Linked DNA regions of Homo sapiens: region 1 is linked to region 2. Evidence: read pairs that join two places in POLR2A ChIA-PET (ENCODE). Cell type or tissue: PC-9. All regions are shown on one strand. Each heading gives the region's core, and the rest is flanking DNA. Links, peaks and the distances in the headings are about the cores only.

Region 1 (5,383 bases), core at 93-5,092, 55 kb after region 2:
GTTGGGTTGAGAGCAAGGTGGCTGTAGCTGTTCTTGCAGTTCACATCCAGACATGAAAATATCCAGAGGCAGAAAGGACATTTTCTTCTATGTTTCCTTCTAACACATGGGAAGCTTTCCAAGAATCTTCCCAGCAGACTTCCCTTAGTGTGTCCTTGGCCAGAAGTGTGTCACATGCCCACCCCTAACCAATCACAGAGAAGTAGATGGGATTACTCTGGATTTCCAACCTGCTGGGATGGAATGGTTGCTGGGGAGTCACCATAGTCTTACACAGACAAGTAAAGACAACATCAGATCATATGTGATATGAGGTTCAAACTACTGAACTACATTTCAGGGGAGGAAGAAACTAATTCCATGAATTATTTGCATGAAAGTAGGGCCATATTCAGAGGATATTCAAGAGCCCATTTGATTGTAGAGTACAGCAAGGGGCCAAGAGAAAGATAAAGTTGAGATATTACTTTTGATCAGATTTTGAGCCCTGAAATACCATGCCACAGACTATAGTATAATAGTTTCATTTGGTGAGAGGCATCACTTTTTTTTTTTTTTCGAGATGGAGTCTCGCTCTGTCACCAGGCTGGAGTGCAGTGGCACAATCTCAGCTCACTGTAGCCTCTGCCTCCTGGGTTCAAGTGATTCTCCTGCCTCAGCTTCCCGAGTAGCTGGGACTACAGGCATGCACCACCGTGTCCAGCTAATTTTTGTATTTTCACTAGAGACAGCGTTTCACTATGTTAGCCAGGATGGTCTCGATCTCCTGACCTCATGATCTGCCCGCTTTGGCCTCCCAAAATTCTGGGATTACAGGCGTGAGCCACCGCGCCTGGACAAAAGTCATCACTTTTTTTTTCTTTTTTTTTTTTTTGAGATGGATTCTCGCTCTGTCGCCCAGGCTGGAGTGCAGTAGCACGATCTTGGCTCACTGCAAGCTCTGCCTCCCGGGTTCATGCCGTTCTCCTGCCTCAACCTCCCAAGTAGCTGGGACTACAGGTGCCCGCCACCACGCCCAGCTAATTTTTTGTATTTTTAGTAGAGACAGGGTTTCACTGGAGTAATCACTTTTAAGATTAATCTGGGCCAGGTACAGTGGCTCATACCTGTAATCCCAGCACTCTGGGAGGCTGAGGCAGACGGATTGCTTGAGTCCAGGAGTTCGAGACCAGCCTGGCCAACATGGCGAAAACCCATCTCTACTAAAAATACAAAAAATTAACAAGGCATGGTGGCACGTGCCTGTAGTCCAGCTACTCGGGGGGTGAGGTGGGAGAATCACCGGAGCCCAGGGGGTCGAGGCTGCAGTGAGTCAAGATTGCACCACTGCACTCCAACCTGGGCAACCAGAGTGAGACCCTGTTTCAAAACAAAACAAAAACAAAAAAAAAAACAAAAAAAGAAAGATTAATCTGGCATTCATATATAAAATGGATTATAGTGGGCTTAGAAGTATGCAGCCACCGAAAAGAAGCAAGAGACCTGGATTCTACATCTGGCCTGCCATTAATTCAATGGGGCAAGTCATACTCAGCTCTGAGGCTCCTTAGCTGCAAACAATGAAGAGCCTTTGAATCAGTCTGAGTCAAGAGTGAAAAAAATTGAAGTACGGGAAATGGCAGTAGAAAGAACCACACTAGGGAATCAGTGTGGAGTAGAACTGCTAGATCTTAGAAATGACGGGAGGATAGAAGGAGAGAGGGGAAATTTGTTTAAAGTAACACTTTGAAATTTCTAGAGCAGATGGCAGGGAGGGAGTGATGCCATTGACACATCAAGAAAAAGATGTTGAATTTGGTGTGCTGATGGAACGTAGGTAGAGAGTTTGTATCTTAAGTTTGAAGTTTATGAGGGAAGTCAGAGCAAAGGACACATAATTGGGTCAGCCACACAGGTGGGTGATGGTGGAAGCCATGCCATAGGTGTGATCATTGAGTCACAAGGGAGGGAAGACAACCTGGGATGTTGAAGGGACCCTGAGGAAGGCTCACCATTGGTGCTTGAGTGGGAAAAGAGTCATTTGAAGAAGTCAGAGGATGACTCATGTTGAATTTTTATGGAAGGGACAAGTTAGTTCAGGACCAAGAAAAGGCCATAGGCTTTAGGGATTAGAAGGTCAGTGGTGCTTCAGAGAAAACCATTGCAATAGCATGGTGGGCATGAGGTCAAAGTGATGTTAAAGTGAAGAGAATGTACCTAGTCTACTTTCTTGAAAAGTTTCAGGGTGTTGAGAAAGAGAAATGGAATAATGGTTTGCAATAGCAAAGCAAAGGGAAGCTTTTGTGTTTGGTTAGGTTTTTATTATAGGACAGACAGAGATGGACTCACTATGAAATAAGCTTCAGGGCCCCTCGCAGTTACACAGCCCCCTTCTAAGTAAGTATTAACTTTTCCCCCTTAATTTGATATTTGTAATTTTGTATTTTTTTTTGAAGAAGAAGAAGACTCCCAAGATTAAATAAGCTTTAGGCCCTGAAAACCCTGGATCTACCTCTAAGGAGAGAACCATTAACAGGCAATGAAGACTGGATACGAGAGAGGAGAAAAAGCATGCTACTGGGTCCTGGAAGGGAAGAGAAAACATGGGATAAAGAGTTACTCATAGAAAGGAATGCCCCCTCCATAGAGGATAGGGTTGGGGGAGAGAATTGGGGAAGACACAAAGAAATGTTGAGTTAGACTAGAGAGTTGTTGAGAGACCTCATACTGAATGGATAACATGAATTTCAGCAAAACAAGATTGGGGATTAGTACGATAGATAAAAACAGAAGCCAGAGGACAAAGAAGTACTAAAAAAAAAAAAATCTGCTTGAAAACTCTGATCTTGGAGTCTCATCTAGAAGTGCATAAAGGACCGTGAGACTAGGATGGGTTGGGAGGCTGGAAGTCTCCAGGAAGACAGAGCAGGTTCAGTGTGAAAGGAAATATGAGAGCTGCCACAGCCTGCACAGTGGAAGAATTTCAGACTTCAAGAACTTGAATGCATGCAGCCATAAACAAAGAACAAGATCATGTCTTTTGCAGGAACATGGATGGAGCTGGAGGCCATTATCCTTAGCAAACTAATGCAGGAACAGAAAACCAAATACCGCATGTTCCCACTTATAAGTGGGAGCTAAATGATAAGAACACATGGACACAAAGAAGGGAACAAAAGACACTGGGGTCTACTTGAGAGTGAAGGGTGGGAGGAGAAAGAGGAGCCAAAAATATAACTATTAGGTACTGGGTTTAATACCTGGGTGATGAAATAATCTGTACAATAAACCCTATGACATGAGTTTACCTATGTAACACACCTTCACATGTACTCCTGAACCTTAAATAAAAGATTTTTTTAAAAAAAGAACATGAATGTGGAAGAATGCCCAATTATATGTTCCATGCTATTCTGGTCTAACATATTCTTTAAGGCCGTGTTCAAATGCCATCTCCTTCAGTGAGCCTTCCCTAGTCCCCTATATTGAATTTTAGTCCCTCCTTTTCCTGAATTTCCCAGTACCTTGTCTATTACAGCACTTATTTAACTCTGCCTTTGTTATGACTAGCTGGTTTCTCATTTGTCTCCTCTGCGAGATTATGAACAACTTGTCCTAATCCTCTTCATGTCTGTAGCACATAGCCTGGTTCCTGGGACATAGAAAGCACCCACTAAATGATCGTTACGTGAATATAGCCTACTGAAGGTGAAACCCATGTAACATCCTTACTTAGAAAGACTGCAAGTAAATTGTGAGAGAAGTGATCTAGTTTGACTAAAATGTCAGGGAAGTGGTGAGGACCTCTCCCTGTCTAAAGTGAGCACACATCAGCATGTGGCCACTAGGCCCAGACAACCACAGCACTACCCAGGAGGCACAGGAAACTGAGCCCATCCCTGTTGAAATGAACAAGTGACTCATTATTCAACTGCAGCCAACTCAGCCAGAAAGTTTTTCTAAGCTACAATTTTCACAAGTTTGGACTCTGGCTTATAACAAAACTCCTATCTTTGATTTTAGTTTTAGTTAGCAACACTCATCATTTCTCTCTTGCCTGTATTATAAAGGGCTTTCAGACCAAGATGTAAACACCTTGAAGTGGTATGAATTTGGGATATATGCATATGAATGTTATTCTGGGGAGAAGATCTAAAGCACCACTGTCCAATAGAACTTTCTGCAATGATGGAAAGGTTCTATGCCTGCCACAATATGGTAGCCACTAGCCTCAGGTGGTTACTGAGCACTTGAAAAGTGGTTAGTGTGACTAAGGAACTGAATTTTGTATATGTGCTGTCTAAGCAAGCACTGAGGAACTGAATTTTGATTTTATTTAATTGTAATTAATTTAAATTTAAGTAGCCACGTGTGACTGCTGCCTACCATATTGGATAGCACAACACTAGATAATTCTATCATTTTATAATAATATCACATAGAGCTTGATATAGCCATGTCCATCCTTCCTTACCCCTTGAGAGCAGTGACGAGATGTTACTAATTATATCCTCAGTGCTCAGCACATACTTGCCTGACACATACTCAGTTCATAATAAATGTTAAATGAATGAACAAAAAAATTTCACATTTTCTCTGAACTTAGTTTTCTCATTTCCAGAATACAGAGGGTGTGTTCTGAGATTTCTTCTGGCTCAAAAAAAAAAATTCTCTTTAAAAATATTTGTTTGTTCAACACATATTTGTTGAACACCTGCTATGTCCTAAACTACTACTTCTTTGTAGCAACCTAGGAAACCATCATTATGCCCCTAAATAACTGAGTTTCAGAAAAGGGAAGTAATTTGCTTTAGATTATGCAATAAATAACTGATAAAGCCAAAGTTTTAACCCAGGTCTGTCTGTTTCCACCAGTGCTGCTTCTATATAAATTACAATTTTTAATGTAAATATTATAGATAAATATAAAATAGCAAATAAATTAGCATTGAGTGGGCAGGGTGGCATAGGAACTTCACTGGATTGGAATATTTATCTTCCTCTTGGGAAGAGCCATGTTTCTACAGATAGAGTCTTGATTGTTGAGTGAGAGACATCAGCACTTTCAGGAAGATCACCTGGGCCACTGAGAAGGAAGGATGCTCCTCCAGAGTGGGAAGCCCTCCTGACTCCAGTGATGCTGATGATGGGGGCTGGGGGTATCAGCCTGGCGTCTACTGTGGTAAATTGCTAGGAACCTTTCAGAGCATTACATCCTCTCAGTCATCAGCATATGAAAGCCTCAAATGAAAGATTTTCTCCTCATCCTTCCAGTCACATTTATACAAAACATTCTTCTGGAATGTTTAAGGCTACAAACAAGTATACAAGTGTTTAAGAGGTACAAGTGAGAACATCTAGATCTTTCTAGATCTAAGTATAATATACCTTTTACCCAGTGACT
Region 2 (5,383 bases), core at 150-5,149:
TGCACAAATGTGTCTGCCCACCAGCCATCTGTAAGAGTGCCTCGATGCAGCCTCACCAATGCAGTACTTCAAACATTTGTAGATTTCTGACAATATACTAGATGGACTCCCAGTATAGTTTTGATTTGTATTTCTATTGAGTGAGACTGAGCATGTCTCCATTATGTTCATGAGCCATTTATTTCTATTTCTGTAAACAGACTTTTTATACCCCCTTTTCCTATTTTTTTTTAACATGTTAAATTTATGTAAGGACTTTTCCTATTTTTCTACAGGGTAGTCTTTTTCAACATCTAAGAGCTCTTTAAAATAGTAAAGCCGGCCAGGCACGGTGGCTCACACCTGTAATCCCAGTACTTTTAGAGGCTGAGGCAGGTAGATCACCTGAGGCTGGGAGTTCAAGACCAGCCTGACCAACACGGAGAAACCCCGTCTCTACAAAAATACCAAATTAGCCAGGCGTGGTGGAGCACACCTGTAATCTCAGCTACTTGGGAGGCTGAGGCAGGAGAATCGCTTGAACCCAGGAGGCAGAGTTTGCAGTGAGCCCGAGATCGTACCATTGCACTCCAGCCTGGGCAACAAGAACAAAACTCCATCTCAAAATTTTTTTTTTTGAGACGGAGTCTCGCTCTGTCACCCAGGCTGGAGTGCAGTGGCACAATCTCGGCTCACTGCAAGCTCCGCCTCCCGGGTTCACGCCATTCTCCTGCTTCAGCCACCCCAGTAGCTGGGACTACAGGCGCCCGCCACCACGCCCAGCTAATTTTTTGTATTTTTAGTAGAGACAGGGTTTCACCGTGTTAGCCAGGATGGTCTCGATCTCCTGACCTTGTGATCCGCCCACCTCGGCCTCCCAAAGTGCTGGGATTACAGGCAAAAAAGTTTTTGTTTTAGTACTTTCACAAAAAGGACAAAAATAAAAGAAACAAACTGGACGTAAAAACTATACATACCCTGAAACTCCCAAATGACTGTGAAGCAGTCACTTTCCAACCCTACTGCCCACCACCCAGAATACAAGGAGAAAATAAGAATGTTGGCCTTCCCCAGTCTCAATTATCAGTAGCAAGGTACTCAAAAGCCCAGTTTAAACAAATGTTTCTGCAGAGACTTTACTGTACTGGGGGTCTAGCCCTTCCTATTCTTCTAACTCACTGATTTCTGCTTGTATATCTTTAATAATTTCCCCATTCTGCTTTCCTTCAGGTTCTTTTAAGAGATGGAGTCTTGCTCTGTCACTCAGACTAGAGTGCAGTGGCTGGATCTCAGCTCACTGCAACCTTCACCTCCTGGGTTCAAGGAATTCTCCTACCTCAGCCTCCTGAGTAGTTGGGACTACAGGCGCCTGCCACGATGCCCAGCTAATTTTCATGTTTTGTTTTGTTTTGTTTTTTTTACAGAGATTGGTTTCACCATGTTGCCCAAGGTGGTCTCGAACTCCTGAGCTCAGGCCATCCACTCATCTCAGCCTACCAAAGTGCTAGGATTATAGGAGTAAGCCACTGTCCCTGGCCTCCTTCAGGTTTTTTTTATTGTCCTTTCTAACAATCAGAGGCTTGATTCATTTTCATTCTTTTCTTAATGGCACAAGGATTTGGCAATGAACATTCCTCTGAGCTCTCCTTTAGTCTCTGATAAGTAATGATTGCATTATTGCTATTCTCTAGATATTCTGCAGTTTTAATTTCAAATCCCTGTTTGACCTAAAGGCTGTTTGCATGAGTTATACAATTCCAGAAAGAAGTATCTGTTTTCTGGTTTTATTATTAACTTATAGATTTAACTAAGATCAGAGAATGACACTGTCCTTTTCTGTTTTTCAGTATTTGAAGTGTTGTTCATTGAAAAAGATTAGCTTCTTGAATGTTCCAGACAGGAAGAGGGAGGGAGAGGAGGGGAGAAAGGAATAGATAGAATTTTAGTAATTTTAATTATGGTTCAATTCTAAGCATTTTAAAATTTCATTTTACTTTTTAAAACTATGATTTACAAGTGTGTTTAATTTCCAAATTCACATAGCTTTTTGTTAATCTCTTCATTATTGCCTTCTAACCTTAATTGCTTCATATTTAAATTATATGGTATGTATGGTACCAACTGTTTTTAAATCGTCTGATTTTATGGATCTATAATTAATTTTTCTCCCATAGTCCATATATGCTTGAGAACGATCTATATCTAATTATTGGGTACAGAGGTCTATATTTGTCTATTATACCATGCCTGTTCACTGGTTGTTCAAATCTACATATGGGCATTCTGTTTATCTTACTAGTAGTACACAGGGTATGTTGAAATCTCCAACTGTGATGGTGGACTTGTCAACTTCTCCCTGTGGTTTTATCAGTTTTTCCTGGGTATTTTGAGGCTATTCTGATAGGTACATAAAATACAAAAATTGCTATATCCTCCTAATTAACACTTATTATCAAATTGTTACTAATGCTTTCTGTTCCAGAATCCTATTTTGTTTGATACTAAAGCTGCATCATTTGTTTCTAGTTAATGTATACTGGCATATCTTTATCACTCTCCTTTATAAAAACTTTCAACCTTTTTGTACCTTCATATTTTAAATATATAGATTAAAACAGCTGGATTTTATTAATTCAATCTAACTGGTAACTTTAGTCCATTTACATTTGTTGTGACTGATTTATATAGACTTGCTTCTATCACCTTTACAACTTCTATTTCTCTCACTTTCTAGTGTAATTCTAATATCTCCTCCTGGGATTCCACTAAGACATATTTTAGACCTCATTCTGATCTCTCCCCACCAACCCCACCAACTTCTGCCCTATCATCTATCCTCATGTCTCTCTGTGTAACATTCTAACTTATTTTTTTGAGATAATCATCTAATCAATTAATTCTCTTCTGGTGTCTAATCTACTGAGTTTCTTATTTCAACAATTACATTTTTTATTTTGAGACAGAGTCTCACTGTCACCAAGGCTGGAGTGCGCAAACATGCCTCAGTGCAGCCTCGGTCTCCTGGGCTCAAGTGATCTTCCCACCTCAGCCTCCTGAGTAGCTGAGACTATAGACAGGTACCCCATACCCAGCTAATTGTTTTTTTAGGGTGGGGGGCGTATTTTTTGTGTAGACGAGTTCTCACCATGTTCCCCAGGCTGGTCTCCAACTCCTGGGCTCAAGCCATCCTCCTGCCTCGGCCTCCCAAAGTGTTGAGATTACAGGCGTGAGCCACCATACCCATCTACATTTTTTAATTTCTGTAAGTTCTATTTCATCCATTTTCTTTTCAGGTCTTCTTCATCATTCCTGGTGGTCTTGCTGCTTGCTCAATTTTATGATTCCATCTTTTTTTCTTTATATTAGATTTCACATATAACTATTTTCTCACAATTCTAATATCTGAAGTCTGTGTTCTGTATCTGATAATTCCAAAACCTACTGTCCTTGGGAAACATATCTATTATTTATTATTTCTGACAATTCTCAAATATGTTGGGTTGACTATTTGAATGCTATGATTTGAGTGAATTCTTTTAATCTTTGGGAATCCTACAGGCTTAAATTAGAGATGCTTTCCTACAAAAAGTATCTGTGTCTGCTTCTGATGACAGCTGTGGATACAACTAACATGAGACCACTTTACCATCTTGCACAATCCTGAGATTCTCCAAGAGATCTGGCTCCCCACCCTTGCTCATTTATACACAGAAGACTAGACTGCTTAGTATAGGTAGTGACTCACTTCCTCCTACCCTGGAAAAAACAAAACAGATCTCTCTTCTGAATGTGATCACAGTCTAGGGGATTCTGTGGGAGAATAAGTGGAGGTTATGGGCAGCAGGGAAAGACAGATGCCTTTCCTGATCATAGAAATAGGTCAGAAGCTGCCCTAAAGACTGTGTGCTCCAGGATTTCACTATTTAACTCAACTACCATTCCCTCCATAGTGAATGGAAGCTTCATAAAGCACCATCTTGCCTTTAAACCACAAATTCTTGCTAAAAGTCATGGTAACAAACCTCCGGCTTTGGAAGGCTGTCTCACTAATGTCCTAAAATTAACATTACAGCCTATGCTTCAGGTTAACTGAAAAGAAAACCAGCCTGAACAACATCCTTATGTCCCATGGCTTGCTCTCAGCTCCTCTTGGTTGGGCCTAGGGCAGCCAGACTGTCTAGTTCCAATCCTTGTTCTGCCACTTGTCACCTCAGACAAGTTATCTAACTAACTTCTGTATGCTTCAGTTACCTCATCTACAAAATGCAGATAATAATAGCACCTATTTTTTAAGTTATTAAGAGGATTGAGTTAATAAAAAGATTTAAAAAAAAAAAACTTGGTAAGCATAGGCACAGAGAAAAAAAAAAGTAAAAATAAATGAAAAGACTAGAGCCTAGCACATAAAAGCTTACCAGGAATTAGTTCTATAACATGAACTCAATTTTTTAAAACTTCAAAGTACATATAATTTTTAATTTACTACACTATACATACTAATAATAAGTTTACAACTGTAAACATCTGTTTACAAATAAGTTTTTGTTTACAACTGTAAACTTATAATGTTTATCTACAGCAAATATAACAGACTAAAAACAGATACGAAATCATTAAGTGATTATCAATTAGTATCTTTAATTTTCTTATAATTCCATATTTTCTATAGATCACTTTTGTAACAAGAAGAAAACAAACCAAATGAAAATGAAACTATCTCAAAAAAGAATTAAGTCAAGACAGGAAGAAAGCTTATAAAGTAATATAAAATGTATCTTATGGTTTATGTAAAATTCTTAACAGAAGTACCTTATTTGCTCCAAACTGCACTCTGGCTTTGCCTTTGACTAAGGTGGCATTTATTTGCATGATGACCGATTCTATTGAGTAGGCACTGCTCCAGCCCTACAGAAGAACAAAGTATCTCTAAAATACAGTAGTATTTCTGATTCCCACTTGGGAAGGCCTAACAAAATGGTATATAACTCAACAGCAGCAAATCAGTGTTAAAAAGACTGTAGTCAAGGGGAAAAAGTAAAATTGGAACATTTCCAGAATCTCACAAAAAAAAACAACAAACCAATGTTCTAAGTGCCCAACATGAGCAAATTAGAACCTTAAATAAAGGTCACTCTTAATGCCTATCCTAGCATAGATTCAGCACCAAGTACAATGTCATTTTATTGGTTTACCTTTTTCATTCTTGAAAGTAGACGCTATTTTAAAAATAAACTAAAATTTAAGAGTAGGAGCTATTAAAGAATTTTCTACTTACAATCTAATTTACATGATCAAAACACTAAATTGTGGGTGAAAATGGAGTATCGTAAGAAAAGTCACCTGTTTTGTGAGAAGTTCCATACATAATGCTCCTCCACCCAATACATACCTTAAAAAGAAAAAA

Evidence for each region. ChIA-PET counts read pairs that join two places held together with the same protein. Peaks named below come from ENCODE experiments on the same cell type or tissue, not always from the same donor. Only the 100,000 strongest peaks of a DNase experiment are listed, where the experiment ranks them.
Region 1: POLR2A ChIA-PET joins it to region 2 with 7 read pairs; 17 of 35 experiments call an interaction of 5 or more read pairs at or near these places.

Annotation. Positions count from the first base shown.
Region 1 is chr15:75,835,593-75,840,975 of GRCh38, reverse strand. No RefSeq gene overlaps it. Among named protein-coding and RNA genes, the nearest start is that of UBE2Q2, 5.2 kb to the left of the region's middle. In PC-9, for the core only: no CTCF peak of the experiment used is centred there; no DNase peak of the experiment used is centred there.
Region 2 is chr15:75,890,420-75,895,802 of GRCh38, reverse strand. UBE2Q2 (ubiquitin conjugating enzyme E2 Q2) reads right to left here. Exons shown (of 13, transcript NM_173469.4): 10 at 5,320-5,368; 11 at 4,789-4,884. It also overlaps the pseudogene RN7SL510P. Among named protein-coding and RNA genes, the nearest start is that of FBXO22, 11 kb to the left of the region's middle. In PC-9, for the core only: no CTCF peak of the experiment used is centred there; no DNase peak of the experiment used is centred there; H3K27ac peaks cover 623 bases.